Regions from separate parts of the Mus musculus genome. Here all the other regions are linked to region 1. A link is a loop called in an ENCODE intact Hi-C map of the cell type or tissue named here. Cell type or tissue: left cerebral cortex. All regions are shown on one strand. Links, peaks and the distances in the headings refer to the core of each region. The heading gives the core; the rest is flanking DNA. Region 1 holds the start of Akap6 (A kinase (PRKA) anchor protein 6). Region 2 overlaps Akap6 (A kinase (PRKA) anchor protein 6). Region 3 overlaps Akap6 (A kinase (PRKA) anchor protein 6). Region 4 overlaps Akap6 (A kinase (PRKA) anchor protein 6). Region 5 overlaps Akap6 (A kinase (PRKA) anchor protein 6).

Evidence for each region. Peaks named below come from ENCODE experiments on the same cell type or tissue, not always from the same donor. Only the 100,000 strongest peaks of a DNase experiment are listed, where the experiment ranks them.
Region 2: it touches region 1 in a loop (4-fold over the local background); 7 of 42 quality-filtered maps call a loop at or near these places.
Region 3: a loop joins it to region 1, with 2.3 times the contacts of the local background. A loop is called at or near these places in 2 of 42 quality-filtered maps.
Region 4: a loop joins it to region 1, with 3 times the contacts of the local background. A loop is called at or near these places in 5 of 42 quality-filtered maps.
Region 5: a loop joins it to region 1, with 1.9 times the contacts of the local background. A loop is called at or near these places in 5 of 42 quality-filtered maps.

Annotation. Positions count from the first base shown.
Region 1 is chr12:52,695,681-52,701,743 of GRCm38, forward strand. Akap6 (A kinase (PRKA) anchor protein 6) reads left to right here and starts at 3,703. Exons shown (of 14, transcript NM_198111.2): 1 at 3,703-3,762. In left cerebral cortex, for the core only: no CTCF peak of the experiment used is centred there; DNase peaks (open chromatin) are centred at 3,627, 4,452, 4,858, 5,133 and 1 more place; H3K4me3 peaks cover 2,279 bases; H3K27ac peaks cover 2,317 bases.
Region 2 is chr12:52,777,634-52,783,696 of GRCm38, forward strand. All of the region lies in intron 1 of Akap6 (A kinase (PRKA) anchor protein 6), which reads left to right. Among named protein-coding and RNA genes, the nearest start is that of Gm51971, 18 kb to the right of the region's middle. In left cerebral cortex, for the core only: no CTCF peak of the experiment used is centred there; DNase peaks (open chromatin) are centred at 2,842 and 3,585; H3K27ac peaks cover 632 bases.
Region 3 is chr12:52,816,110-52,822,172 of GRCm38, forward strand. All of the region lies in intron 2 of Akap6 (A kinase (PRKA) anchor protein 6), which reads left to right. It overlaps Gm51971 (a long non-coding RNA gene), which reads left to right. Exons shown (of 2, transcript XR_003950181.1): 1 at 1-2,482. Among named protein-coding and RNA genes, the nearest start is that of Gm51971, 20 kb to the left of the region's middle. In left cerebral cortex, for the core only: no CTCF peak of the experiment used is centred there; a DNase peak (open chromatin) is centred at 2,690; H3K27ac peaks cover 404 bases.
Region 4 is chr12:52,770,984-52,777,046 of GRCm38, forward strand. All of the region lies in intron 1 of Akap6 (A kinase (PRKA) anchor protein 6), which reads left to right. Among named protein-coding and RNA genes, the nearest start is that of Gm51971, 25 kb to the right of the region's middle. In left cerebral cortex, for the core only: no CTCF peak of the experiment used is centred there; DNase peaks (open chromatin) are centred at 1,204, 2,227, 2,759, 3,077 and 1 more place; H3K27ac peaks cover 2,349 bases.
Region 5 is chr12:52,788,784-52,794,846 of GRCm38, forward strand. All of the region lies in intron 1 of Akap6 (A kinase (PRKA) anchor protein 6), which reads left to right. Among named protein-coding and RNA genes, the nearest start is that of Gm51971, 6.9 kb to the right of the region's middle. In left cerebral cortex, for the core only: no CTCF peak of the experiment used is centred there; a DNase peak (open chromatin) is centred at 3,731.

The DNA of each region.
Region 1 (6,063 bases), core at 1,290-5,289:
GGTTAGAACCAGTCTCCAGCCAACCTAAGTGGCACTAGGAGGTACCTACAAAAGTGACTTTTGGTATTAGTGAGTGACCCACCACAGTCTGTCCTGCTGACTTTTCTTTTCTCCCGTCTTCTCTGAAGAAAATACCTTTGTTGTCTCCCACAAAGAACATGTATCCCAGGTGATCTACCTAATATGCCCTGTACTCTGTATTTACACAAAAGCCTAGAAATTCATGAGTGTATGCATGTATGCACATGTATGTGGGTGTGTGTGCATGTATGTGGATGTGTGTGCACACATACATGTGCGTGGTTGCCCATATGAGTGCATGTGGAGGCCAGAGGCCAGTGTCAAGTATCTTTATATACTCTGCTTTATTTGTCTGAGACAGAGCTTCTCTCTGGCCCTGGCACTCACCATTAGGCTACATTTTTTAGATAGGAAGACTTTGGGATCCCTTTTTCTTCCCTATCCCAGCTCTTGGGAGACAGGTACAGGCTTTTAGGTGAATGCCAGGGAATCCAAAATCATGTCGTCCTGTCTGTTCACAAATGGTTTTACCCATAGTCACTCTCATTTCTTGAGAGTGAAAAGTCATCTCTGAAAGGAGCAGAAAGACAATACCTGCTGTGTCATGTGGTCTCCACTTGTTTTTTCTTTTTTTTTTTCAATACATTTCAGAGTTAGAGACACTTATCCAGCTGTTTTAATTCCACTTAAAATGATATCGTGTGCTGGAGAGCTGTCTCAGCAGTTAAAAGCATGGACTGCTCTTCCAGAGGACACAGGTTCCATTCTTAGCACCCAGCTCACCACTGTCTGTTATTACAGTTTCAGGGGATCTAATGCCCTCTTCTGGTATCTGTGGGCACCAGACACATGGTGCACACATATACATGTAGGCAAAGCACCTATGCACATGAAAAAGAAATAAAGTCATCAATACGCTGAAAAAAGTGATTTCTCACAAGTTATTTTTCAGGCCTTCCTTCTCTCTAATTTTTCAGTGTGAGGGTCTTGCTTCACTTCCCTCCTCTGACCATAGTTCTGTTCTCAAGAAGTGACGTATCTGTACCTTGTTGCCCAAAGCTGTAGTGTGGCCTCTGAAACGATCCCCTGCCCTTTAGCCTTCCTTGATCTCCTCTGCAGTGGGTGTTGTCTGCTTGGCCTTCTTCAGTCACTGGGTGACCTTGGCTGTTTCCCAAACATTTGATCCTAGAGCTTAGAATTGAGTGCTAATGGCACAAGTGTGTTAACAGTGACATTCCTAAATGCTGGCACTTCTGTTTTCCAACAGGCCATTTGTGGTGGTCTGATAAGAGTGGCCCCCATAGGCTCCTATGTTTGAATGCCTGGTCATCAGGGAGTGGCACTGCTTGACAAGGATTAGGAGATGTGGCCTTTTGGGAGGAAGTGTGTCACTGAGGGTGGGCTTTGAGGTTTCAAAAGCCCAAGCCAGTCCCAGTGTCTGTCTCTTCCTGCTGCCTATGGATCCAGATGTAGTTTAGCTAGCCTAGAATGTCAAAAATCTGACTTGATGTCAGATTTCCTGAGATGTCTGATCTTTCTCACCATGCCTAGAATCTGGAAAGGGAAACTATGGACATTTTCTCATTCTGAGAAACTGTGTTCAGGTGTGATTGAGAGAAAATGTGGATTTGTCTGTCTTAGGCTGACTTATTTTGCTAAATGTCATGATCTGTAAGTTCTTCCCACTTTCCCTGCAAATGACATAATTTCATTCTCCTTATGACTGGGTAAAATGACATTCTCTTTTATCTGTCTGTCCTGTTGGCCTGCCCTCTTCTCTTTATGGAACCTTCTCTGCAAAGGCTAATCTTGTTCTAGCTCTATGGCTTTCACCCTATTTATTTCTGGAGGCCTAAGAGTTTTTCAGGGAGGCCAGCAGTACTCTATAGCAGGCAGGGTTAATAATTATGCCAAGAAGGGTCCAACAGTCTTGACTCTGGGCCTCTTCACCCCTGCCCCAGTGAAGGAAGCCCAGCTTTGCTCTGTAACATAAAGGAAAAAAAAATTTAAATATTATTAGCAAACCATGATTATTATCTAAGTCTATCCTCCCTCAGACGAAACCCCTGAGCCCCAGAGAGGCTACTAACCCTGAATACACAGAAGGAGCTCTCGGAGGAAATACCATCACTGGTAGATTTCCTGAGCCCCAGGTCGGTGCTCTGGGCTTTGCAGTGGTTCCATGCTGACCTCTCAATGTGTGAGTACCATGTGGTCTAAGATAAGGGAGTCAAGCTCTGTTGTGCTGCTGAGTGTATACACAGGTTTTACTCTTGTTCTTCCCTTCCTTGTTCCTTATTAGGAAAAGCAAGAGCAATCATGACTTCACATCCAAGGCAGGGCTGCTCTGTGGAAGGCTGGATAGTGGCACCTCTTCTGATTTTATCAGTTTTTCTTTACAGGAGGCTGCCTGAGTTCCTTCAGAGCCTCCCCTCCAACCCCACCACCCCCTGTGCTGCTGATTAAGAGAAGTATGGGACAATTAAGAGATGATTGGACAATATAATTGTCTCATTCTGTATTAGGTTTCGGAATTTTGTGCTTTCTCAGAGCTGTAGAGACAGAATGGATGTAGGTCAGCTTGGCTGTGCCTTTCTCTGTCAGTGGCCTGCAAGCCTTAGATGAGTGAGATGGGTAGCTGGTCCACGGTTAGCTCTCCTCAGGGTCACAACATGATGCTTGTTTATGCTTCACACTGGAAAGAAAGGACTGATTTCTTTGGATTTCCTTTCCTTTCACTAACTGGAGAAATCCTCCTGGAGTCTTGTTTTAATGTGCCTGTCAGAGGTCCAGTGGGGGAGGGGAGAGAGTAATAGCCTCCTTGGTAGGCAGTCTTACAGCCTCAAAAAGAACAAAACAAACCCCAAGGGTTGTGAGTGGCAGTCACAAGAAACTTCTACAGGTCTTCCACTTGTTCCAGATTTTAACCCCAGAAGATACTTGCCTTTTGGCCATGTGTAGGAAGAGTTCTCTGTCAGATAGGGGAAGGGTCTCTAGGATCCAACCTCTTTTCACTGCTCCTGAAGGTTAAGTGGTAGCGAGTTCTCCAGCAGCAGGCTCTGTGGGGTGGTGTCTACCCGAGAACACCCTCAGGGCAGACCTAGCTGGCGGAGGCTTTGCCCATGTTCTGACGATTATTAGTCTGTGCACTTTAGAATTAGACTCACTTGGTCAGCTGTTTATTACATTTTAAATTGTTTCAAAATCCATGCTTTGTTCTTTTTCTCTTTGTCAGATGAACTAAACCTCTTTTTAATAACTTTTAAAGAGGTATCGTTACTAGCCAGGGAGAAGAGCGATCAAATTGCCTGATAGGGAACCATGAATACGAGTTTGTATTTTCTGAGTACTGAATCGACATTCCACTTGCACCTTTATTCTCTCAATGTAGAGCAGCAAACGAAGAGGTAATTTTTATTTTGTTTTCTAAAATTATTCTAAGAAATCCCCTTTTAAACTTACAGATTTTAGTCCAATGAGGAGCCCTGTTTCTTTGGACTGCATTTTGCATATTGTCTGCTTCTTACAGGGCTTTTGTATTGTCTCAGGCTCCACTGGAAATGCAGCAAGGATTCCTAGCACATCCCAGTTGCCATAGCAACAGCAGCCTTTCCCATAATGAGCTGCATCATCTGAACTGATGTCACAGCATCATGCAGCAGGTCAAACAAGGCATCTCCTAGTATTGCATCCTACAGATGTGCTGTAAACATCAAAAGGCGACGTTGGGAGCAGGAGATGGTGAGTGTTAAACGTTTGGGCCTTAATTGCGACGCTGTTTTGTTGGTTAGTCTGTGGCGTCTACTAAGGCAGGGATGGGGGGATGTTGTCTGCTTAAAATGGACTGGAGAAAGAAGGGTTGTTTTGCCTAATTCTGTTTTCAGGCTGCTGTGTTAAGACAAAGGCCTGTGAGAGTCGCATAAAAATCAAAATGCAAAGATTTCTTGCTCCGTCTCCGCCTGTTATTTTTAGTATTCTCATGAATTAAAAAAAAAAAGCACAGAAAATTTTCTATTGCAAAAGCCTAAATAAGCTCTGAAATGTGTAGTTCATTGTATTTTAACATTGTAAAGATATGTTTCTTTTTTTATGAGGCAGGGCTAATTGGTCCCATTTGCTTCTGTGATTTATGAAATATTTAGTGACTTGCAGAACGGAATTCAGTATTTACCTCCATTGGGTTTCAGATTCTTCATGGCAAGGAATGAGTGCTGAATAAGCATTTGACATAACCTTATGTGTATGTGAAAGGGGATTCTCTTGCATGTTCAAGAAATAATTTGTTAAAAACATTAAGACTGAAACCAGATGAAATTATCTATGCCTTTTGATTTGTGTGGAATCTCTTCAATTCATGTCCTCCATAGTTAAGAGGCTGAAGCTGGAGTTGCTTCCAGGCTGGTTTGTAACTGAGAGAGGAGCAAGTCTCCCCTCTGCGGCAGTTACAGTCAAGGATAACCCGGGAGAGAGACTCTGGAAAGGCCAGTGGCGCTGCCGCCCGCCCGCCCGCGGGCTCATGCTTAACTCTAGCCCCAACCCAGTGTGATGGATAAATGTCAGGGGCCTTGATGCTTGTTAGGAATGCAAATCTCTGGACCCGGAACCTCAACTCAATTCCAAAGCTCCAGATAAACATACGATGTTTACGTTTAATCCAGGGCTTGCTTTTAAGAATCGTTACTATTTTATTTGCTAAAAACCAGTCTAACAGGTCAGTATGGAACAGGGTATCATTGCCTTTTGTTTTGGGAAATGAAATGAATTTCCTTGGTGCAACTGATTGCTACTGGGGGAGAGAAAGCACATGCCCGTTCAGTTGTTCAATCTGCCGGCTTACAGTCAGGGAGTGGTCCTGTGTTTCAGTGCAGTCGAGCTGATAGTTTTTATTTATACAGTCTTACTGGAAAGAATAGCACCCCCTGAGTTGCTTGTAATTAGTTAAGATTGCTGGAGCCTAAACAGTTTAGATGGAGCCTAAAACAGATATTTCAGAGGAAGCCGGAAAAGCAACATCTCCAGCCAGCTTGCGTTGATTTTTCTCTCCTATGGAGTTGGGCACAGCGGTCCCATTAGGCACAGGCACTAGGCGGAGTGGTACAGCTCGGGGTTTAATTAGTTTGTTTACCCCACACCACACACATGCTACTCCCAGTCTTTTAAGCTTATATTGCTCGCGTGCAGCTATATGGGATGGAAGAGGTCAATTCGGCCTGGCCTTCCCACGAGCAATTAGTAGTATGGATGCTCACTGCCTGCTTTTTGTGTGTGTGACGCATAGTATGAACAGAGAGCTCTGCTGGGACCGTTGGGTGTGAACGCAGCCAAGTCAGAAGCTCTCAGGTAAAAGGGAGGAGAAAGGCCTTAATGGGGGAAGGGAAAGTAGTTAGAACCCCTTGAAGTACTGCTCCCGAGAAGCGACATGAAAAGACTTGTTCAGTGACACAAATTGCTAGGAGTGAAACAGAAGGCAGCGGTTTAGTGGGTTTTCTCCTGGTTTAATTCTCCCCCCTTTTGTCTAACAGTGCTCTCCGCTGCTTCCTCCTGGGTGAAACGTATGGTTACTGGAAGTCACGGAGGCCAGATTCCTTAAGGGCAGTGTTAGAAAAGTGAAGTCATGCTTTGAGGGTGGAGAAGGGCACTGGCGGGTGTGGACTGCCACGCTAGCGGAACATCCGCCCAGCGCAGGCAAACCTGTCATCCTCCCAACCCCCACAACATGCAGCCACAGTTCCTCAACTTTATGCTTTTGTGCTTTTTTTGCTCCAGGAGAACAAAGCCCTGATAGCAAGAGCTGTCACCCAGGGTTCTGTTTCTTGGAGGACCACAGCCTGTGCTGCACTCTGCACTCTGATTAGCTGTGCCTTAATTACTAGCTAAGGCTATTTCAGTTGCGGTAGTTTTAATATATCCCCAAGGGTGTGTGGTGTGTGTGTGTGTGTGTGTGTGTGTGTGTGTGTGTGTGTGTATGGGGGAGGGAGAGAGTTTGTTCTGTGGCTGGATTTATTGGTGCCTCAGTGAAAATTTTCTAGAATTTCAAGTATT
Region 2 (6,063 bases), core at 621-4,620, 81 kb after region 1:
ACCAAACAAACAACCAAACCAAAACAAACCAAAAAACCAAAAACAAAAAAAAACAAAAAACAAAACCAAGAAGAGGAGCTGAGAGTGGAGGAGGAACGTTGGAAACTGTGTAGGAGTTGGAAGAGGAAAGGGGAGAGTGGAGAGTGAACATTATGATTAATGCATGTTACATGCATGTATGGAAAGCGTAAAGTGAGTCTCACTAGCATGTACCATTATTCTGTTAGTAGTTATAATAAAATAATTTTCTAACAATGAATATAATTTACCTAAATACATAAATAACTAAATTGGCTTCCAGAAGATTTTATTCTTTGACCACGTTCACCTCACACCTAGGTTGAATAGATGCCACTGGTTCTGGGCACTTGGGCGGTCTTCCTATATGTAAATCTGCCTGTTATTTTCTCCATTGCTAGCTAAGGATTTAGCTTACACATCTTCTTAGACGTTATTTCTTTTAACACAACTCCTCATTTCTGACTTTGCCAATTACCCAGAGATCTTTAAGAGTAGACATATTGCTTTTGTTTTGTTTGTTTATTGTGTTTTTTAATTGCCCGTGTGTCAGTTCTGGCTCATCATCAAAAACAACAAAACAACAACAACAAAACAACAACAACAACAAAACAACAAAAAACAAAAGACAAAAAAAAAAAAACCCCAAACTATGTAATACTGACTTTTATAAAATTAGCTCTTATCAGAAGCTAATGTTAGAAGCTGGGCGTGGTGGCGCACGCCTTTAATCCCTGCACTCGGGAGGCAGAGGCAGGTGGATTTCTGAGTTCGAGGCCAGCCTGGTCTACAAAGTGAGTTCCAGGACAGCCAAGGCTGTCCAGAGAAACCCTGTCCCGAAAAAAAGAAACAACAACAACAGCAACAAAAAGAAGCTAATGTTAGTAGCTCAGTTTCAGAAAATGGTGGTTGGAGATAGAGTTCCCAGATATAGCCATTTGTAAGTATTGTGTCCGTGGTACATTGCAGAACTTAGGTCAAACAGTCCCCTCTGAGGGCGTGATGTTCTGCTTACTCTACTCTGAGAACGTCCATCCCTTCAGGAGGAGGTTTTACTCTCCTGGTTGACAGAGCTCCCCTTATGAAATTTTGCAGCAGAATTCATTGACCTGCTTGTTTGCATTTTGATAGAGAAAAAAGACTCACTTGAGCTAACCTTATCCCATAGTAGACATTTATTATCATACATGTATATATTAATATATGTTATTTCTACTGTTAAGAGAATATTTTGAGGTAATGCAAAATATAAAGAAATATTTAAAGCACTTACATTTTATAGCCAAGTTGAGAAAGAGTATGGCCCACTGAAACTTCTGAGTGGTTTCTATGTCTGTCCAGTTTTGTCCTAGGGGAGGGAAATGGTTGGTGACAGTGGATGACTTTGATTCGCTCTTTATTGCTGTGACAAAACACCATGACCAAAACAAACTTGGAGAGGAAAGGGTTAATCCAGGATGAGAGTTTAGATATGTGTCTCCAGTACTTTAGGGACTTAGATATTCTTGGTACTCAGAAAGAATTAGTATCTAAGAAGTGTGTATGGTCAAGTCTTCATGGTTACATATTCTTTGGGAGATCTAATGCCTTACAGACAGTGACTCACAGCAGCTCTGAGATAATGCCATCCTAAAGTATTTCTGTGGCAGCACACATTCTCCAGGGTTTGGGCAGATGTTGAAATGATGCCGATATTCAGGTAGTACTGAGAAATTTTCTTGGTTGTTATCTAAGCTTCTTTTCCCGTTTGTGACAAAATACTCTGACAAAAAACAACTCAAAGGAGAAAGGGTTGATTCCTGCCCACGGTTCTGTGGTACAGTCAGAGAAGTCAAGACAGCAGGAGCTTGAAGCAACTGTTCACAATAAGTCAACAATAAGGTACAGAGGACAGTGAATACTAGTCTCACCATGTTTATCTATGGTCCATTACACAGTTCAGGATCCCAGCCTAGGGAATGGTGCAGCCCACAGTTAAGATGCTGTTTCCTACCTCAATTAACGTAATCAAGAAAATCCCTTACAGGCAGGACCAGACCTGTCTCCCGGGTGATTCTAGATTCTGTCTAGTTGACAATTAACACTAACAATCACAATATTGATTATGTGTTTTTAGGTTGTGTCCTGAATTGTGCTTGAAATCAATTCATGTATCAATATGAGATCCAATATTCATTTAGCTGAAATTTTAGATCTATAGAATTCGAACTTTCATGATTTTTGACACTCCCTTGATTTTATTATTAGACCTCACTTATTAACAATTCTGTTAAGAGACACGTGACATGAATTTATCATAAAGATCACCTTTATTTAGATATATTTATATGTCGGGAATTTCATGCATGTGCAAAAATATATTTTTCTTCTTTATAAGCATTTTTGGTAAGAATAATTTTAAAATTAATCACTCGGTGGAATTAAAAACATTCATATCGTTGTGTAGCCATCCCCACAAACATCTTACTCCCTGTCTGTAAACTTTACCAAGAAGTAACTCCTTATTCACCTTCCCTCACCCCCTGACTACCCACACTTTACTGCCCGTCTTTGTGGTTTTGGCTGTCTAAGTGAAATCATAGAGTATGTGTCCTTTTGTGATAGGCTTGTTTCACTTAGCATACTGTCTCCGAGGTTCATTCATCTTGTGTCAGAATGCCTTTCCCATTTAAGCCTGAATAATACCCTATTGTGTGTATTTACTACATTTTGTTTATCCATTCATCGGCTGATGGATGAGCCCTGGTTGCTTCCATGTTGTGGCTGTTGTGAACACTGCTGCTATTGAACACGAGTACACGATTTTCTCTCTCTGAGGATGTTTTCGTTCCTTTTTGGCTCTGTATCCAAAAAGGGAATTTTTTTTTCTTGGATCTTTTCTGGCTGCTGATTCTATTTTTAATTTCTTCCAGAACTGCCACATTGTTTCCTACAGGGCTGGGTTGCTTCATACTTATGTTAACATAAAGGTTCTGATATTTCTACACCCTCATGCTTTCGCTTGCTTGTTTGTTTGTTGGGGAGGTAGTCTCTTCTAGCTTTGGTGAGCGTTTCCCTAATGGTTGCTGATGTTTGATAATGCTTTGTGGATTTATTAGCCATTTTATACCTTCTTTGGAGAAATATATATTTTAGTTCTTTGCTCATTTTTAAAATTGGGTTGTTTTTGTTTTTGTGTCCTTAAGTTTTCTGTATGTTCTATTTGTTGATCCTTTTTCATATACATTATTTATTGGTATTTCTCTTGCTGTTTTTTGTGTTGATACTGGGTGGGTTTTTTGTTTGTTTGTTTGTTTGTTTGTTTACAAATGTTTTAAGTTTTTGTGAAGCCCAGTTTGTCTATTTTTTTCTTTATAAGTCCTTGAAGAATAAAACCCAGTGCTATTTGACTCAAGTGACTGCTTTATAATCTGAGTTTGGGACAATGTTCTTCCTGCACGCCAGGTTTCTGTTGTAATGGAAACCTTGCTGCATTTAGATATGGATACATCTCGGCACATTTTGACGAAGTTTGTTAAGTGCGAGGCATTTCCTCCTTTAAAGCATCCTTTGGGAAACCTGACTGAGAAGTGCTGAGGCTGCTCTTTTCAGGTGAGAAGACACTGAGCTTAGGAGCTGCAGCTGTTGGGAGTGTGTGTGTGGGCGGGGCGGGGGGGGGGGCATAAAGGGTGAGCTCATGCTGATTCACTTTTTGCCAGAATACTTTGGTCAATGCAAATTTAACGGAGCCAACCATCCCCTTCTCCCCTTAAACTGTCAGCTAGCATATCCCTCTGATTCTTATAGATAGGGCTAATTGTTTTCTTTAGAAATTTCATATCATAAACATGAGCTATGTCAGTTGCTCTTCATTACCTCCCAGAGGATGAAAACAAACTCCTATTTCTGAAGACACTAAACACTTTGGACACAGGATTCTGAGGATCCAAACTTGATCTACCCTGAAAATCTCCTTCCCCTCTGGTCTATCTTTCATGGTACCAGAACCACCACAGAAACCTCTAAGGGAGGGAAGCAACCCTCGAAGGGACCCTGCCCATCAACGACAACTATGAACCACAAGAACCAGAGTGGCACAGTATTCCAAAGGGTATAATAGTGGTGCTCATGTCTTGGTAGTAACCTTCAGCTATTTACCTGAATGTAAGATCTGATCAACAAGAGGAAAACCACGCCTGGTCCTGGAAACCTAGTCAACTACCTCAGGCTAGTAAAATAATGAACCTTGGAGAAGAACCTACAACTGTCACTTGACTCAACCAGCATTATCCACATCTACATTTTAAATATTTATCCTTATACACAGAGATAAGTAATATGTTTCACCTTAAAGAAAGAACAGATGGAGACCATTAGAGGAAACTACAACTGATACAAATGCAGACAATAAGTGATTGTATGGAGCCCATCTCCAACCAATAGATCTACAACACAACTCCGGTATCTAAGTTTCAGGGATCATAGCAGACAAGGAAACAGAAAGACTGTAGGAGCTAGGAAATCAGGAAGGTTGCTGCGAGACTGCATCTCCCAGAAATGTCACAGAGGCTGCACTCTTGAAGTCTCATCAACGCAGCTGTCTAAACAAGACTTAAACAAGTATGATATCAATACACATGTTAAGAAGGAAAGGGGAGGGCTCATGGGGCCCCAGCTCTAGACAAAAACCTACAGGTGACTAAGGAATTCTGAGGTCAGGAGAAATCGTCTTCCCCAGGGAAGACTCTCCAATTGGTTATCTAATTACTAAGTGGTCAGTCCTGAAATCATATATGTACAAGTAATATTCTGTGGACTGTTTAGATCGCATTTATATTTTGAGATACACACACATACACACATCCCACAACTACAATTAAAGAGAAAGAGGTAGTCAATTTGAGAATGAGCAAGGCAGAATACATAGGAAGAATAGGAGAGAAGAAAGGGAAGGGGAAATGATGTAATTGTATTCTAATTTTAAAAAATCACATCAATTTTCACATTGAAGGAGGGAAACTGTAGCCTTCCAGCTACTGGTGTTCTATTATATGTTAAAAGAATGAAATAGAACCCTTACCACATAGAATCAGGTTATTATAGATCACCCCCAAATTATTTTTTAAAAAATTGAAGCAGCTGACTGTTACAAATATTCCATATCACTCATTTAACTGGCAGGCAAAATAGCATTTCTTGCTGAAGAAACTCAAAGGACCTCCAGGAGGCATGTCAGCTCCTGAATCATTCAGAACTGTTAGCAACGTCAGGATCACGGCAAAGTGTGCGATAAACAGAAGCCACAGCGAGCAGACTGTATCTGAGATTCTTTTGTAGCTGCTGTAAATGACTAAGTGGGAACAAAAGTAGCTGTGTCATGTGATGGATCTGACTGCGATGTGGTGCATGAGTCAAAAGGAGACAGACATAGGTTACTGAGAAGGCCCCGCTGTTTCTGATTGCCACATCAATTATGAGAAACTACTGCCTACAGGGGAAAGACATGAAAAATGGAAACGTTGGGTGCACAGTCATCTTCCATGCCACCAAACTGCTGGTGAATGCCGCGAGTTGCTCCCCTGTGTGGGGCGTGGCTACAGGCTTAGCTGAGTCGCAGAGTAAGAGAGCAGCTCAGATTGTGACCTCCTGGAAACTGCAGCTTCCTCTTTCTCTCCGCAGCCCAGCTCAGGTGGTGGCAAGTGGAGAGAGCAGCCAGCTGGCGGACTTTGCTTTCAGGCCCTAGCATGCCGATGGCATAGGTGAGAGACTGTGAGTCGGTCTTTGAGTGGTATCCAGGCTGTGGTCCTTGATGTTCCTGACATTAAGACAAGCCCTAAATTCAAAATATAAATCTTTTTGTTGCCTTTGATGAATGGAAGAGCTGCCAAAGTGTCTGGTGGAATTCAAACCATAGTCTTCTAAGGTTGATAGAAGAGCTATTGTACTCTTTGTAGAGATTTGAAGTCATTAGCTCCTAATCAGAAGACCTATTGTAGCTATGTGTTTTTATTAAACAATGAATGAATTAATTTATTAAAAAACAAGAATCCAGTGGAAGAGAGCTTA
Region 3 (6,063 bases), core at 1,026-5,025, 120 kb after region 1:
TGTTTGGTTTGGGTCTTTAGGACAAGGTCTCAATGCATCCTCAGCTGGCTTTGAATTTATTACTTAGCTTTGGATGACCCTGAACTTCTGATCCTACTGCCCCCACCCTCTCCCCAAGTGTTAGGATTAACACAGGCCCTGCTACCTCCCATGTACGCAAAGCTGTGGATGGAGCACAGAAGGCTGTGACTACTAGGCAACCATATTACCAGCTGAGCCATGCCCCCAACCCTAAAGGTCAGGTCCCAACCATGAGGGCTGTGACTACCATGGCAATGAAGGGTATTCTGAACTCTAGTAGTTGTCTTGTCGAGTGTTCAGTGTATACTGGGATGTCCCAGCCTGCTTCCTAGATGATGGCTCATTTAGTACAAGCTGCCTCAGAGATTTCAAAAGCACCCTGAGAGAATGAGACTCAGCCGTCAGTCTCAACAGCTCACAATGGGGATTCTTCAGTCTCCCAAAGGGTTGTGATTCCTGGTTTCCTGTCATCCCGAGTGTCAGGGTGACCAAGAGCAAGGCTGAGTGGAACTGCTTGCGTATGCTGATGCAGGCCTGGTTCTTATGGTCTGGTCTCTATTACTTACTAGGAATTAGACACCAAACAGTACGATAACTTCTGTGAGTCTTAATATCTTTAGTTGTAAATATCTTACTTGGAAGGCTGTTGTTAAAACCAAGAAGGACCATTGTGTAAAACTCTGAAATTTCTCAAAGATCACATAAATCTTAGTAAATATAACTGTGACAGTTTCCCAACCAAAACACTGCTGCCACTCCTGTGACTTTAGTTAATAAGTGAATACATGGATACATGTGCTAGATTAGTGGCAAGTATATACACTACCAATCATAGTTAGACTCCTATATAATTTACTGATAGATACTAAAACACAACAAAATTATCCTTAGCCATGCTTAAAAGAAGCAGGCTATTTATTGTTCGAAATTGTGGTCAATAGAATATGATAAAAATAAACCTGATTTCCTGTCAAGATAAAAACAAACCCCACAGAACACTGTGTTCCTACATCAGCGTGTGTTCACACCGAGATCCCTGTACGCAGTACTGGTTGTCTCTAAGTCTTCCTCAGCATTAATGATAGTGCAGTTTTTAATGTTAGCACCTAAAACCTCATTTCCATATAACAAAGTACATCGGTACCAAATGTTTCCTCTTTCCTTAACTCTCCATGAAAGTTTTTGGTTTCCCGCTAAAAAGTGACATTGAGAAATTCCTTTATAGCTTTCTTGTCTTGGTTTGTTTTATTTTAGTAGGAATGATATAGTTTAAGGTAGGGAGATCGCACAGCAGGTAAGAGAGCTTAGCTATACAAGTATTGAGGACTAAGTTCAGATTGCCAGAACCGTGTAAAAAGCTAACTATGCTCACACATGAACACCTGTCACCTCAGAGTCTATATGGCTGTCGGGTGTCATTAGGGCTTGCTGGCCCAGCCTAGCTCCAGGTCCATTGGGAGACCCCGCCTCGAGGGAATAAGGCAGAACATCACAGAGCAGAGCACCAGATATCCGTCCCTGGTTGTGCTCATGTAACTTCGCATGCACATGAGCATACACACACACACACACACACACACACACACACACACACACTCAAAATGGAATGATAAACTTGGACCAATGTAGTCAACTGGGCTGATAAAGCTCCTTGTGATGTGTTTGGGGAGGGTGTGAAGGCATGCGTGTGTGCACACGCCTGCATGGGCTTGTGGGAGGCTAATCTCAGGTGTCCTTACTCAGTTGCTGCACACCTTCAGACAGGTCTTTCCATTGGCTTCAGTCAGTACAGCCTCCTCAATTCTGGGATCACTAGCATGTACTGCCACACCCGCCACACCCGTGATTTTCTGTAGGCTCTGGGGATCGAACTCAAGACCTCCCGCTTCCAAGGCAAATGTTATACTGACTGAGCCATCTCTCCAGCTTATTTTTCCCTTCCTTTTCCTCTTGCCTCTTTCTTTTCCTTCCTTCCCTCACCCCTCTATACCATCCTGCCCCCTTTCTTACTTTTTCCCTAGATACTGAGGTTTGAATTTGGAGCCTTGTTCATGCCAGACAAGCGCTGAATTAACTGAGCGATGTGCCCAGCACCAGGAAGCTTCTCTGATTCCGGAATCTCTAATGAAGTATTACTATGTTTCATTTCTAATAACCCAAGCTGAGAAAACCACAAATGAAAAAAAAGAGAGAGCTTGATTATTATCTTTTTTCTCAGCTGTCTAACAATCTGGCAATGAAAACCTCATTTGACGGAGAAAGGCTTCCTATCTGCAAACAGATCAGACTTGGGAAACACTGCAACAGACAACCCAGCCCCCACCCCATGCTTTGTGTAGGTCAAAAATTACGTTAACTGTTAGCTGGTTTGCACGATTCTCAAGACTCTCTTTTAGGCTGGCTGCTACATGAGAAAATACGGTGTGTTGTTGAGTTCTCCATTTTGATATACTCAAAGCTGGTAAGTAGAAAACACAAGCTTCCTACTTCCCACAAATCCATTCTGGGAGCTGAATAATTTATTACCCTCTCAGGAAAAAGGACCCTGCTGTCAGGGTTCCAGCTTCTACTTTCTGCTCCCTCCCATGATCCTCCTCTCTTCTTCATCTCCTGGGGAGCTGCAACAGAGGACGCTGCTTTCTTGGCATGCTCTTGTTTATTTGTGGGCGTGTGGACTGGTATCTAGGAAACTTTCCAAGGAGCACAGTCATGCACGGTATGGAAACCACATGCATACACCACACCCTGCTCCCCGCACAGCAGCGTCTCTGGAGAAGTTTCTGTTGACTAAATCTCTTCTGTATCTCCTGGCTGTCCTCTAGATGTGGTCCCGATTGCTTTTTGTTGTTCGTGGTGTTTGTGTTGATTTTTACATACTTTTCTGTTTATAAAGTAACACGTGAAATATCTATGTCTATCTCACCATCCTGTCCAGTAGGGTAGCGTCTGGTCACATGCGATTATTTAAATTTAAATTAATTAAAATGAACTTAAACTAACAAAAACTCAGTTACATGCTCAAACACAGTAAGGGTAGAGCGTGTCGGACTGGACTGGAAAGCCCAGAGAACGGCTTCTGCCCAGGGGAGGAGCCACACTGTAGAGCAGGCTAACTTACCTTCTCTCCATAGTTCTACTGTATCATACAGGGTCCTTTGCTCTTACTATAAGTGCTCCATTGTGTTCTACTGCTTGGATGGTCCTTAATTCACTTATCTACGGATAAATATATAGATTGCTTCTATTTTCCCTGTTTTGAAAACAATTTGACTCTTTTTTTTGCATATTTGCCTTCGTATACTTATCTAAATGTTGAAAATTGGAATTGGTCTACATTGTCCAATTTTGGTTCATATTTCCAAGCTACCCTTTAGCAACTGTATCAAATGACTGTAATTCCTTTGGCCTGCTGTGAGTCACTGAACTTTGCCATTTAAACTAGAGCCATTAGAATACTTACCCTGTCCCTTACTGGGTAATCACGAGATACAAGTAATATAAACATACTAATACTTTAAAAATAAAACATCAAGGCCATGTATGGTATTTATATTAATTTGTATGATAGTTGTAAGGACAGGGGTGGGAACCACGAATATGTTGTTATCTAGTTTAACACAAAAGAAAGAATAGTTGTGGAGATCGGGGTAAGATTGCGGCCCAGGAGATTTCCTTATGGGGTAGAGCCTGTGGCTCCAGAATCATTGTGATTGTAGGCATAGGCATTTGCTAATAGGAAGGCAGAACTCTCCAAGGACACTGAGAGAAGTGAGGTGACTTTGGTTTTGGTGTTAGAATGGAGAGAATGAGATGACAGACCATCCAACTATTCTGTTCTTTCTATACACAACACAAGACTCCAGAGACATGAAATGAACTAGTGGGGCTCATTCCTAGCAGGTGGTGGAACCCAATACCCCGACTTCTTACTGTCTAGTCGGGGTCTCCTTTAGGGTCCCCCTCCCACCACCCCACCCCCATTTTGAAGGGTACAGTCAGGAGATGATTTTACTGTCTTGAACGTGAAAGTCATGCTGGTGTTGGGTAACTGACATTTACTTAGTCTATTCTTGAAACGAATACTTAATGAAGGCTAGCGAGGCACGTGGAAGTCGGACCTCACAATGCTGCTTACCAGTCACTTGAAACGGCAGCAGGAATCCTAGAACTGTCCATGCTGACTCTGGGGCCAAACGACAAATCGCATCTGCTCCTTACAAATGGCAGCCACGCCATGTCACCTTCCTTAGGAAGACGCTCTGTTTTTAGTTCACCTCGAATTTTAGTTCCCTTTAAAAATAGGAAATCAAATGACTAGGCAGCCTTAAGTTATGCAGGAGATTAGGAGTAGCCTGTAAAACCAGCCAGATGTCCAGGACCTCCAGGCTCTGTCTGAAATGGCCTCAGAATCCCTTCCAGGGAGGCTGTAACTGCTAGACTTCTTCATGGTCCCTCTTTTCATTGGAATGTTCAACTTTAAAATTACTTTCTATTTGTTCTGTAAGAATTTCACATATACACATAACATATTTGATATTTTCATTTCCTACTCTTCCCTTTACCTCCCTCCAGATAGATCTGTCCTCACTCCTCCCCCCACCCCAGCTTGTGTCTTTTTTTTTTTAAATAACTTTGGTCTAATTTGTGCTGCTCATATACTCATGCATGTGGGGCCTTCCACTGATGTGTGGTTGACCAGTCAGGCACCATAGCCTTAAAGAAAACTGAGTCTCTTACCCACAGAAGCCCTCATCTGTCAACAGTACCTCAGCTAGAGGTGGGGACCACACTCTGTACATCTCCAGGGGTTGACTTAACTGGAGGGGCAAAGGATGAAGAAATCACAAACACACAGACACGTAGGCAGAGAAAACCTGGGATGGGGTGGTCTGCGCTCTCTGATGGAGAAGCTGCAGCATCATGGGGGCTCAGCATGATTATTTATATAAGGGAGGCAGGCATTAAGTAGAGAGGCAGGGTGATTGCACATGGCTGAATAAGGAGGCAAGTTTGGCTAATCTTGGTAGGAACAGTTTCTGTAGTAGAGCAGTCGTAGGTCATAATCATGGGAGTGGGGAAGCTACAGGTGGGCATTGTCTGTATATATTATCAACAACCACACTGAGACCAGAGGGATGTTCTGCTATCTGGCTGAGCCTTGCCCAGGGAAGGCTTCGACACTTCCAAGGTTCCTTTGAGGCTCCTTGACACGGCTGTGGCCACGTCAACAATGTCAGATGGGGGACTGTGAGTCCTCCCGACTCTGTGCTGGACTGGCTTGATCTTGTGCAGGTCTTATGCAGGCAGTCTTTGCTACAGTGAGTTCATGAGTGCAACAGTCTGGTCATGTTCCGAAGACATGATTTCACTGCAGTCTTCCTTGACCGCTGGCTCTTTTCTACGTCCTTTCCACGGTTGGTCCCTGAGCCTTGAGGGAAGTTGGAGTATGATACAGATGTCCCACATGTGACTGAGCATGACACAGACATCTGTTCTTTACACCTTTACTAGCCGTGAATTGTTTTACAGGTCCACTAGCTGCTAGAAATTGATCTTCCAATCTCATTTATTCATTTATTTAGCATCCATATGTCCTAAATTATAGCTGAGCTCTTAACCCCGGAGCTGTCAGAACCCCTCCAGGGAATCCTGTGCTGAAATCAAAGAGAGAGTGCCTGGCTTTTGCAGGAAACCAAAGGCCTCTGAGGTTTCTGGATGGAGAGCAGCTTCTATGACTCCTGCTGAGGAAGGCTTTGCATGCACAGCAGTACTTGGTCTTAAACTTGCTAATATTTTCAACTATAAAGCAGTAGAAAACGAGGTAACAGAATGCTTTGTTCCACCAGACCAAGGTGAAAATATGTCACCGTGGAATATTAATTTTTATATAAAATTAAAAAGTTAAAAAAATTTGGGGGCATTTAATTTGATAAATTGCTCATTATTTCAGATTTATCTTTTTTAAATATCTTTTCAGTTTTAGAAACACATACTTAGAGTTGGTTTGATGGCTCAGTGAGCAAAGACAGTGACTGCCAAGCC
Region 4 (6,063 bases), core at 997-4,996, 75 kb after region 1:
AAAACACAAAATGAGGGGGGGGGGGGAGAGTCAGCAAGACTTCACAGAAGTGTACCTGGCAGTCACCAGGTTGTTAAGGGCAATGACCCACTGTTTGGCTATTTCTCCAGGTCATTTTGCCCCCAGGTAGCAAGTGAAGTCGTGCTTAGCATATAGGCAGTGTAAGCAGTGCTGGGACTAAGTCACTGAATAAAGCGATAAAGCAGTATCGAATACTTGCTTTTTTCTACCTTACCTACGTCATTACCATAATTTAGAACAGAGGGGAAGAGAGGACAGTGTGGAGAGAATTTCAATAGGAGTTGTGAACTCTGATCCAAGCAAAGGATGTGGTCAAGTCAGGACCCTCTGCAAGCGGAAGTGGGAGCGGTATCCCACCGTCTCCCTTTGACACTTCTGGCTGTGTTTCCCTATAGTTCAGTCACAAGCCAAAGGAGGCTGTTCAGAGACTCTACAGGCAATGGATCTGCACACTCAGTGCATGTTATTAATTAATTAATTAATTAATTAATCAATTTGTGTGTGTGTGTGTGTGTGTGTGTGTGTGTGTGTGTGTGTGCTCGTGAGCGTGCGCACTTGTGTATGCACATGTATACGGGGATGTGTGTGCCACCAAGTGCCTGTGGAGGTCAGTGGACAATTTGTGGAACTCAGTTCCCGCCTCCCACTGTGGGCTCCAGGGATGGCTCAGGTCAACAGGGTTGGTGGCAGGCTCCTTGATCTCTTAGCCACATGGCTGGTCTAGAACAAGTCATTTTAAATACCTTCCCCCTGCTTGTAATTGTTTTCTATGATAATCACGTAACTAGTCAGCCATGGCAATTGTTCTCTTTATTTACCTTTAAATTCTACAACAGCTTTAATTACCATTTTATAAAGATTAAGTTCCAACGGTAACACTTTTGAAATTCAGCGAAATATGTCACATTTCATCTATAACTTTGCATTTGCCAAGTGAAATTTATACTTTACAGCTCGCACTGTGTACCATGGTTTTACATTTTAAACATGAGCTTCAAACCCCAAGTATCCATACACAATGACATAATTGACAGAGCTCCTGTTTACGTTCTTCCTATGTTGTTTGCAAACAACCGTTTAAATGGAATTCTGGAGGCTCTGCGGAAGGAAGGACTCCCATCTGCCAGGACCCTACAACTGAGCCTGCCGCCAAGTCAGAGAAGTGTTGGGATTCACACTGGAACTGGAGGCTGTCTGAACTGACTCCTCTATGGAGTACAATGTTATAAGAAGTAAATTTCAGGAAAAGAGAGGAAGCAGAGGGAACACAGTCAGAGCAGTTGGAAGTTGATGTACGTGCGAAAATTCTGGCAATTCTGACTTTAGAGTTTTGGCTATGGTGTTAATAAAGGACAGGTTGTGTTTTGGTTGATTTATTGTTATTTAAAAATTCTCCACAAATGATGTATTCATTGTATGCATGACAGACACAAAGCCAGGGAAAGGAAAGAGGGTTGGCTGCCCCGATGTTGAGTTCCCACTCCCCCCCCCCCCTCCGAGTTCTTCCTTGTCTGTTTGCATGAAACTGTCAAGTCAGCTAGCTTCGTACTCACTCCATGGATTATGTCGTATTAGACGTACATGTACTTGAAGTGAGTGAAGTGAGTGTGAGTGACTATAACCGAGAGAAAAGTCTATGTAATCCTACACACTAAGTGAAATAAGTGAAAGCCACAGCAGCCTGCAGTCTTGCAGCAAATGCCATGCTGCGATCAGTGTGTACCATCCTTCATTGGTACTTGCTTCTTCTGGATGCCTGCACCCTTCACTCAAGAGTCTCCATTGAAGTCTCTTCCTGTTTTTCTTGCTTCCATCCTGGCCCCCCTTACACCCCCCCCCCCCCCCCGGCCACTTCTGTTTTCTTTACTAGACTAGGAAAGAATTTGTTCTGGGAACTTTTAGTAATCTATGGAAAAGGTTGTTAAAAGGCTTTATGTCAGAAATGCAGTTGCTTGGTAACTTAGCCTTCTGCCAAGTTTATGTTCAGAGAGTTAAACAAACGATGTAGACCCCCACTGTTCTCAGGCCTGGCCAGCATCAGCTGTGTGGCTCATCTATGTCCAAGCAACTCTCCAAATGGGCACAGAAAGGAGCCCAGCTTCTGCAGTGCAAGGAAGGGAAGTTGATCCTACCTGGTCAGGCCTGACGCAGGAACTAGGGAGACTGCCTGGAACAGAAGTGCTGGCAAGCTCGCAGGGCTCCTAAACCTGGCAATAAATGAGTGCTGGTAAGGTCTGGGATTCTCTCTGGTTTTGCTTTTTCCCGCATTCCCCCTTCTGATAGCTCTGTCATTCTTGCTGCATTTTCTAACAATTTTGTGAAAACCAGTAGTTGTAGATGTTAAACCTTCCTAGCAAATGACACCAGGAACAACAGTGTAGAGCCCACCTATCTTGGTCAACCTCTAATACTACGCACATCCACACAATGACACACTCCTCAAGATTGTGCATTAGAAGGCATAACATTAGAACAAAGAGGAGGTAGGTTGGATCTGGATGAAATGTTCGATTTTAAGGTCAAACAGGAACTCAGGCACCAAAAATATCTAGCATTCCACAGGGTCTCCTTTCTAAATAGTATGTAGAACAATATCACATTGGACTTTTTCTGGAGGTGAGTGTGTATGTGAGGGAGTCTGTGAGGGAGTGTGTGTGTGTGTGGTATGTCTCTGTGTGTGTGTGAGTGTTGTGTGTGGCTATGTGAGTGTGTATGAGTGTGTGGGTTTATGTGCATGCATGCAAGCCTCTGTGTGTGTATGTGTACATGTGGTATGTTTGTATGTTTGTGTGTCTCTGTGTAAATGTGTGTATGTGTGGGTATTGTGTTTGTGTGTGTATGTGTATGAATGTATATGTGTGTGTATGTATGTGCACATGAGTGTGTTTTATGTGTGTGTGTGTGTGTGCATGCGCCTAGGAATTCTATTATATGCACAAATTATCAGCTCTATAATTCATAGCACTGTAACACAGAAGAAGACAGAAGCTGTCATGGCTGAATAAAATTACTGTTTGACGCAGCGTGGTGAGCACTTGAGAGTAGGTGGCTGAGCAGAATTTTCTTTAAGACTGGCTGGATGTGAGCCAGGATTATGCAAGTGGAGATGAACAGGGAAGGAAGGGGGAAAAAACAAAAGTCTATTGAAAGTCATAATTAAAATTTTAAGGAGCCTTCAAATGTTACATTGTCTTGTAAAATTCTCCATTGTATTATTTGCCTGTTATGTCAATTGATTTAAATTGGTCTAGAGCCTTGAAAGGAATAGGTTCCAGGTTAAAGAGAATCTTTACTAAATCACCTTCAGTGTTTAGAGTTATAGGATGGGTTGGAATACTAATTTTATATATGGTAAGCTTTTTAAATTGTTTCTTGGTAGCCAAAGAATCTCTTCTTATTCAAAAATGATCAACAATTAAACTATTTTCTTTAAAAAAAATAGCAGCGCTATGTACTTGAGCATTTGCCAGAACCAATGAGTCTTCCCTCGGTTGTTAACACGGCCGAGCCCATCTGCTCACTGCTGGCAAGGCGATGCTCAGAAAGCAGCAGCTGGGAGAAAATCAGGTTTCTTCAAGAGCTGGTTCCTGAGAACAGGAAGGGCCATTGTCTCTCTAAATAAGACTGTCTTTGGGAACCCAAATACGTGAAAGGGCTTACATAAGGAAAGAAAGGAGGACAGATACTGACAGGGTCTTCATCCTTTCTTGGAGCCAGTTTCTGTAATTGTTGATGTAAATGTGTTACTTTTCAGCAAAGTTAGACCTCACACTAACTTACACGCTTCATGTTAGCTCCTGGCAGGACTAAAGAAGAAAGGGAACATTGTATCCGAGAGTTACAAAATGTTCTAAGCTTTAGAAATCTAAAGATGATTTCACAGTTAACACTAGTCACTTAGATTTTACAGGGGCAGGCAGAGGGAAAGACAACGCCCAGGGAATCAATGGGTGCCTTACTGGAGGAGGGGGGTGGGGGAGGTGGGATTGTGGGGTGGGGGTGGGGTTCAGAGGTTCCTTTCCACTTTGAAACTGTTTCTTCTAAAAAGACTCTTCTTACATGCTAAACACACTTCCCATATTGACTGTCTGTCCTCTTCTAAACAGACAAAGCAGCAAATAGCATAAAAGGAAATAAAATTCTGTTTTCAAAACAATGTCAGCTTCTCCCTCAGTCCTCTTGTTCATGTAGGAGAGTTTTAGGAGGTTATTATGATGATGAAAACATAATTTTAACTGCTAAAAGGCAAATATTTAAAATTCTGTGAAAAAGCTGGCCCAATTAAATTCTCCATAGATACACTGCATTAGTAGTTATTTTTGTTAGATTTTTACTTGTACAATGTTCTTTAGGACTTCTTTTTAGTTTAAATATTCTAAAGAATAAAATAATATGAATGAGATGCACTAAATCACTTTATTCTTCATATGATGAATTCATGTATAAATGCAGAGTGTATCTATACTCACCCATGCATAGTTTTAGTTAATGTCAATTTTTATCTAAGCAGTTGATTTACAACTCTGCATATATGGTAGAGGCTTGTCTATAAGCTTCGATATGAAGCTGGACGTCTTGTTTGTTTGTTGTGAGACAGGATCTCTTTACCTAGCCCTGGCTTTCCTGGAACTTTTATAGAACAGGCTGACCTTGAACTAACAGAGCTCTGCCTGCCCCTGCCCCTGCCCCTGCCCCTGCCCCTGCCCCTGCCCCTGCCCCTGCCCCTGCCCCTGCCCCTGCCCCTGCCCCTGCCCCTGCCCCTGCCCCTGCCCCTGCCCCTGCCTCCTGAGAAATCTGGAGTTCTCTGGAGGCTTTTACTTCCCAGGGAACATTCAGTGGTATCTACAGACACTTCTGATTGTCACGACTGCAGAAGTGGGTGAATATTCCTTGCACATAGTAGGCAGAGACCACAGCAGCTGAGCACTCCATAGTGCTGACGTGACAAAGAATGGTTTGAGCCAAATTTTAACAGTGTCAAGGTTGAGAAACTCTGTTGTTGGATAAAGAGGCTGTTTATTAATAGAATATGAAAGATAAATGTAAACATCCAGTAGGTATATATTGACCAAATTTCCAAGTTAAGGGTAGGTTACTCCTTCCTACAGCTATATTTTGTGTCTTAGAAAAGAGATCCTCTATTCTAATTTTTCTGGAGAAGGATATACTCCAAGCAATAAGAACTTAGAATTCTACTTAAATTACAGAAATAAAGAATAAATATTTAAAGTAATCCAAAGAAAATCAACAAAATGAAGGAAACATGTGGATATCAGAGAAGCACTGCATCATTGACCTATATCCCAGACCAATTTTTAAAAGAACAGTATGTTAATACATTGGGGGAAATCCACAAAAATCCATATTTATGGACTTCTATGAATGGAGAGGCTATAAAAACCCAAGCAGACAGGTAACAAGGAACAATGTCAGACCTGTAACAAGTCTTCAAATTCGTTTCAGATGGGAAGGCTTCCCTGCTGACCTTTACCAACTTGTAGTGGAGAAATAACTGTGATACTTCTCAGACTATCCCATAAAATTGAAAGAAAACCCTTGAAATGTATTCTCTGAAGTCTGCATTACTCTACCACAAAATCTGGCAAGGATACCAATATTACCACTACCACCACCAGCAGCAACAGTGACACCACATCTACAGACCAATTAATACTCCTGAACTTAGATGCAAAAACCCTCAGCAAAATACACCACAAACCAAATTCAACGTCATAGTAAAAACAGCCATACACCATGGAAAACAGATGTTAGTCCAGGGATGCAAGGTTGGACATATGTAGCATAAAAATAGAACCAAAGACAAAAATCACATGATTATAACAGATGAAGAAAAAGCCTTTAATAACACTCACTCCCTTTCATAGTACAAGGCCCTAAATAAACCAGGCATAGAAAGATTATGACTCAATACAGTAAAGGTTATATACAATCGTCTTATAGCTAACATCATACTGAGTGGAGAAAAACTGAAAGCATTTTCTTTAAGACAATAAAAAGTGTAAGTGGTTCATTCTCTCCTTC
Region 5 (6,063 bases), core at 1,250-5,249, 93 kb after region 1:
GATGTTTTACACATAGTTGCTTCTCAGAAGCGTCAGCTGATTTGCAATGAATCTTAATTCACTTTATTCACATTAATAGCTGTGGCTAAGTAACAATACTGGTACTTTACTTTGTATATTTCAGACAAGGTTTGTATGTAGTCCTGTTGGCAGCCCTGGCTGGACCAGAGCTCTGCCTGTCACTATGTCTATCTTAAGATGAGTGTTTTACAAATCCAGTCTTTCTCAAGACATTTTTCTCAAATAAGAGAAAAGTGGCTGCCTACTACTTAAAGGTGACTTTGTCAGCTTGGGGTGGGAGCAAAAGTGATGAGCATCCATCTCGTCGTGACCCACATACACACTGATGATGGGGCGGGCTTTGTGGCCGACTGCCTCACATAGCCAAGTGAATCTCGGTGACAAGGACTTATTTCTGTCCTGGAAGAAAGAAAACACGAGACTAGCCTAGCCAGGTTGGCTATCTGTTCTTCAGAAAATCTGGGAGAAGGGGCCGAGGGAGAATCGTGATTTATGAAGCACAGTATTGCGATGGAAGATGCCATCGCAACACTGATGCGTGGCTGAGGGGAAAAGCATAATTTCCACACAGGCTATCTGAGTGAGGGGCGGGTGTAATCAGCCATGTGTCTGTGGGAGGACATTAAAACATAGAAAGGGGCCGTTAGCTCCAGGGCGAGCCTTTAAACTGTGTCGGTCTGTCCCAGCCTGCTTGTCAACATGTCCCCTTCCCAGGTGCGCTTGATGTTCTCTTTACCTAAGATGACCCATGACAGAACAGTGTCACTCCCAGGAGTCCCAGAAAACATAGGGTCGGTGGGTGAGAAGGCACAGGAAGAGGCGCAGGTCGTGGCTCTGGAGATTTCGCTTGGAGCCTCAGCCACTGTCTCTTCCATCCCTCAGTTCAATGTATACTACCAAGTCGCCAGCAGCAATTAGACTTAAAATTGTTCATTTCCTATCTGTGGACCCTGTAAGATCCAGGGAGGCAGGAAGGCATCCTGATGCAAAGCCAGATGAGTTAGAACCTCATCCCTCTAGGTAGGTGGGGCGTTTAATTAAGCAGATTACTAACATTCGTCTTGTGCTTTCTTTGCAGAGACCATTCTACTATCCTAGACTCAGGTATAAGGTGTACTTCTTGAGTTTGTTTGTTTTCCTTAATGCAATCAAATTATGAGACAAAAATTGAAATAGTCTAGAAGATGCGTTTTTCCTTTCTAAATGTCGATATGAATGGGCTCTGTGACAAGTGGTTATCAGAATAGAAGAGAAGGAAATGAAAGGGAAGGAGAAAAAAAGGACCGTTTGTTAGGTCAGAATTGATGGGATCACGCCTAACACAATCGCCTCTACCTCTGTTTTGTAAGATGCGACATGTAGCACGCAGACGTGTTAATGTGACTAAATTAGCCCCGTGGAGCAAGCAGGGAGTGGAAGGCTGCGTTCAAGCTTACGGTGGGTTCATGCAATCACGAGACTGATTCTCACATCATGGAATACAGACATGAGAGGAACAGTTTCTTGAGGAAAGAGGGAACACACAAGCCCATTTAGTCAGACAGCTTTGACAGCTAGCACACCGTGACCCTTACTCTATCTGGCCTCAGACATGCTTGGTTTGTGGGGAGTACCGTCCTGGTTCTGAGCGGTGGCTGACTGTCTTCTGTCCACAGAGCACTTGTTTCCTTAGGCGTCCGTGTTTTGGCAACTATCTCCTTTGCCCAGTTCACACTCGGCACTGCCTGTTTACAAAAGCCCTGCCTGTGACTGCAGCCTGTGACATATACAATGGCTTCCAAATAGGGACTGGGTAGCAGCCCTCACTTGGGAGTTAGGTCACCGAGCACCTAAGCTGCTGCACAGCCCTGCCAGCTTGGAGCAGCTGACACTGGCCTTTATCTTGTTTGGCTACAAGCGGAAAGCCAGGGTGGGGAGCAGAGGAGGAGGAGCCAGAGGCTTAATCCTGAAGGGACCTTAGGAACCAAGCAAGCATTTATAGTGAGTACAGTTGGTAGGTTCCCACTTTTCTGCTTCTTATTTAAGAGAGGGAAATTACAGGAGAAAGGAGATGGGCAATCTGAGGGCTGGACAGCTCGGGTCTTTGCGTTTTGATTTTCCCTAAGAAGGCCGCCCTCATCTAAACATATGCAAATGCATCCTGGGAACCTCAAAAGTGTTTGGACTGCTAGAGAGATACCAGAACCAGTCCTTATTAAGCAATCCGTGGTGCATTGTCTTCTGTCTTCACGGGATAGTAAGTAGAGTAAGGTAGGGAAAACTCTCACACAAATTAATAAGGAAAGACTTAAGGTTGCCACTTCTTTCTGCCTTTGTGCTTCATATACTGCCTCTCCTTTAGTTGCACGGAAAAGGGAGGATTTGATGGATGCTATTTTTAACAGGAGCCGGGATAAAAGGAGGTATTATCTCTAATGCTGGGAAGGAAGGTGACCACAGACAAACATTTGGTGATGGGAGGGAGGGAGAGGCCCTTGGGTTTCAAATGCTGATTGATCAGTCTTCTGTCTTCTTGGAGTCAGTTGCAGCTCGGTGGATACCTGTATGCTCTTGGGCTGATGCTCTCACTTGTACTGTTGTGACCTGTTGTCTAGTGGCGTTTTCTTTTCTAACATCTCTGTGACTAGAAGGCCTCTTTTCCTTTATGAAGTGACTCATGAAGGAAAAGCATAGAACTTGCAGCACCTAGAAGTAGAAAATCGTGCCCCACTGTTTGTGTTGAAGTGGAATATGTTTCAAAAGTAACCAGGATAAGGGCAGGAAGCTCCACCCGAGGATCACTACCGTGGTCTCTGCGTGTCGAAGCTGTTGCCTTGGATTACATACGTTTATCTTTTCCATCGGATGTGATTTTTACGAAAACCAGGGAGCGTAGCCATGGCTGCTGCTCTGCTGCAATGTGAACTGTCAGAATTGAAAATCAAACGTTCATATTAATTGCTTCCCACGAGCCATGTGATTGATTCACTTATAGCACGTCCCTCGCTTGCTAAGCGTTTGACACATGCACTCATTTCTCAGTGGCAAAAGTATTCGTAAGGAAAAGTACACAACAGAAACTCAAGTGTGAGCTCAGCAAAGCTCGCTTCATCTACATGCCCGGGCTACACGGGAAAGTTCCTTCCTTTCAGTTGGATTAGTTGAACATTTGTCACGGGAGAATCTTGCTTTGAAGTTTGCCTTTCAGGGCTTCCTAGCCCTCTCCGGAGTAATGCACATTTGGTCCTCCCCAGACACCTTTCTGTCTAGTGTTCCTATTGTTTTGGGCCCCACACAAGAACCATGTCTATGTCACTAGTCTCGAGGGGACGGTTCCTAGAGGGGAGCCCTTGTCATGTTCATTCTCCTGAGAAAAATTATCAACGCCAACTATGCTTTAGAAATTATCTTTCTTAGTAATAATTTTTTTCCTATGAACTATGAGAAGCCAGTTGATTCTATTTGTGTGCTTTAGTGTAACGGAGAGCCACTATGTCGTAGTTACACATGATAAGAATAGAAAAGAAAGAGTAATGGCTGTGAAATCCCTGGATCTCTCACTATGAGCAGTCTCACATTCTTCTCTAGTTCGGTCCCTTCATTCTGCAGCTGAGGAAACTAAGTCTGAGAGGCACTGAGTGCTTGCCCTGTACTTACTTGTGTGTAGCCTGACAGCACATATGGAAATGTGGGATAAGACAGTTCTGTGATCGGGTGAGCTGAGTCATTGATAAATCTGTAGTTTAAGGTAGGATATGAATCACTTGCTTTAGGAATCTGACGAAACTGCCCGTCAGTAAGTGCCATACAGGGTCTTGGGCATGTAGGTGACTCTATGCATCTGAGGCAGCTCAGGGCACAGCAGCCCGACTCCTAGTTGACCTTTGGCACAGTCAAGTTTTTGAGACAATCATTGTTACATCAGTGCATTCTCCATTTGTAACCAGTTTTACCACCTTGAACAAGAAGGCTTCGTTAACCTTTGTTATCGGATTTCTTTTTCTGAGACTTGATATTTGTCCCTTAGAAAGCAGTGAACTGATTAATAATTCAGATGTGTTCGGGGAAGTCAGAGTCAGCACCTGTGTGATACTGGGGTATGGCTTGGGAAGCACCGAGGTAGCTCAGAAGGGATTGGATGCCTTCTGTTAAAGTTTGTTATACTTGAGATTTTTATTAGTTAAGGCTAGTATTGTTATCATTTAATAAAATTTAAACACAAGATGGTTGAAAATCTGAGGGATGTATTTCTCCCTCCTGCCTGTCACCAGGGGACTTCCTAAGGCAGGCAGCAAAGGGGGCCAGCCAACTTAATGAGATGCGCTTTGCCTTTTGCAAACCACCTTGCTTCTGAAGGGTCACTGATAAACTTTACTTAGCTCAATACACTCCAGGTGTCCCAGCACTTGGACGCTAGAAGCAAGATGATCAGAACTTTAAAGTCAGTTTTGAATACATAAGCCTGACATGAGTGTGTGCTACATGGGTCCTTGTGAGGGTGGGGGAGGAGAGTGCGGGAGAGGGAGTGGGGAGGGGATCAGAGAGCAGAGAGCAGAGAGCAGAGGGAGAAACAAGGAAGTCAGGAGAGGGGTTGTAGAGCAGTACCTGAAGAGTACTTAAGAAATGCCGAGGACCCACCCCACTCTTAAGCATTTTGTCAGTTCCGTAGATCTAGTTGTTTCCCATGCTCATTAGGTGTGGATGGTTACAGGTTGGTCATGCTGGGAGCTGTCTTGATTTTTTCCCCCTTCTATATTGATAGATAAGAATAACTTTATTTTTGTTACAGTGTTGGCTGATTTTATTTATTTATTTATTTATTTATTTATTTATTTATTTATTTAACTTGAAACAAGTTAGAGTCATCTGGGAAGACAGAACCTCAATTGAGAAAATGCTTTGATCAGATTGTTCTGTGGGCAAGTCTCTCTCTCTTCTTCCTTCCTTTCTTTCTTTCTTTCTTTCTTTCTTTCTTTCTTTCTTTCTTTCTTTCTTTCTTTCTTTCTCTCTCTCTCTCTCTCTCTCTCTCTTTCTGCCATGTGTTATTGTACAGTTTCTATTTTTAAAAAATGATTATTTTATTTATTTACATGTCAAATGTTGTCCCCCAGTCTCCCCTCTGCAGACCTCCGTCTCTCTGTCTCCCTTTTGCCTCTAAGATGGTGTTCCCCCACCCACCCACTCACCCACTCCTGCCTCACCCCTCTAGATTCTCCCTTCTCTGGGGCGTTAAGCCTCCAGAGGACCCAGTGCCTCCCCTCCCACTCATGCCAGAGAAGGCAGTCCTCTGCTACATAAATATTGGAGCCATGGACCCACCCGTGTATACCCTTTGGTTGGTTGTAGTCTTTTTCTTGAATAATGATTAATGTTGGGAGGGCTCAGTGCCCTATGGGTGGTGCCACCCTTAGGCTGGCGATCCTGGGCTGCGTAAGAGAGCAGGGGGATATGAAGCAAGCCTGTAAGCGGTACTCTTCCATGGCCTCTGCTTCAGTTCAGATCCTGCCTCCAGGTGCCTGGACTGAGTTTCTGCCCTGACTTCCTGTCATGGTAGACTATGACCTCTGAGGTGAAATAGGTCTTTCCTGCAGTTTCTGCCCCAGACTGCTTTGGTAATGGCCTTTGTTATAGCAAAACGGAAGCAAAGGCAGCTGCTAAGTGAATATTAAGAATCTGACAAAATGTGTGAGCTGCTTTCTGATAATCACATTAACTTTCTGAACTTTTGATCAGTTACTTGTCAGTAATGGAAGTATAACTTGAATGTACTAAACAAACAGACAAACAAAAACACCACCACAACCTTGTAAAATACAGAGAAATCCATTAGCCTTGAATACAAGCTGTTCCCAGGGCTGAAATAGCACCCATTTATTATAAAACATAAGAGCCAAAGGGTATTTTATGCTAGACCACTTTCAGAAGAGCATGATCGTTGTTAGTAACTAACCTTTATCCTCAAAAGTAAACTTAGTTCACCATGATATGCAGCTGTTAATCTCACCTTTTTACTGGTAACTATGTATCAGAACAGCTTATTACTCTTAAAATTCCAAATTCCTC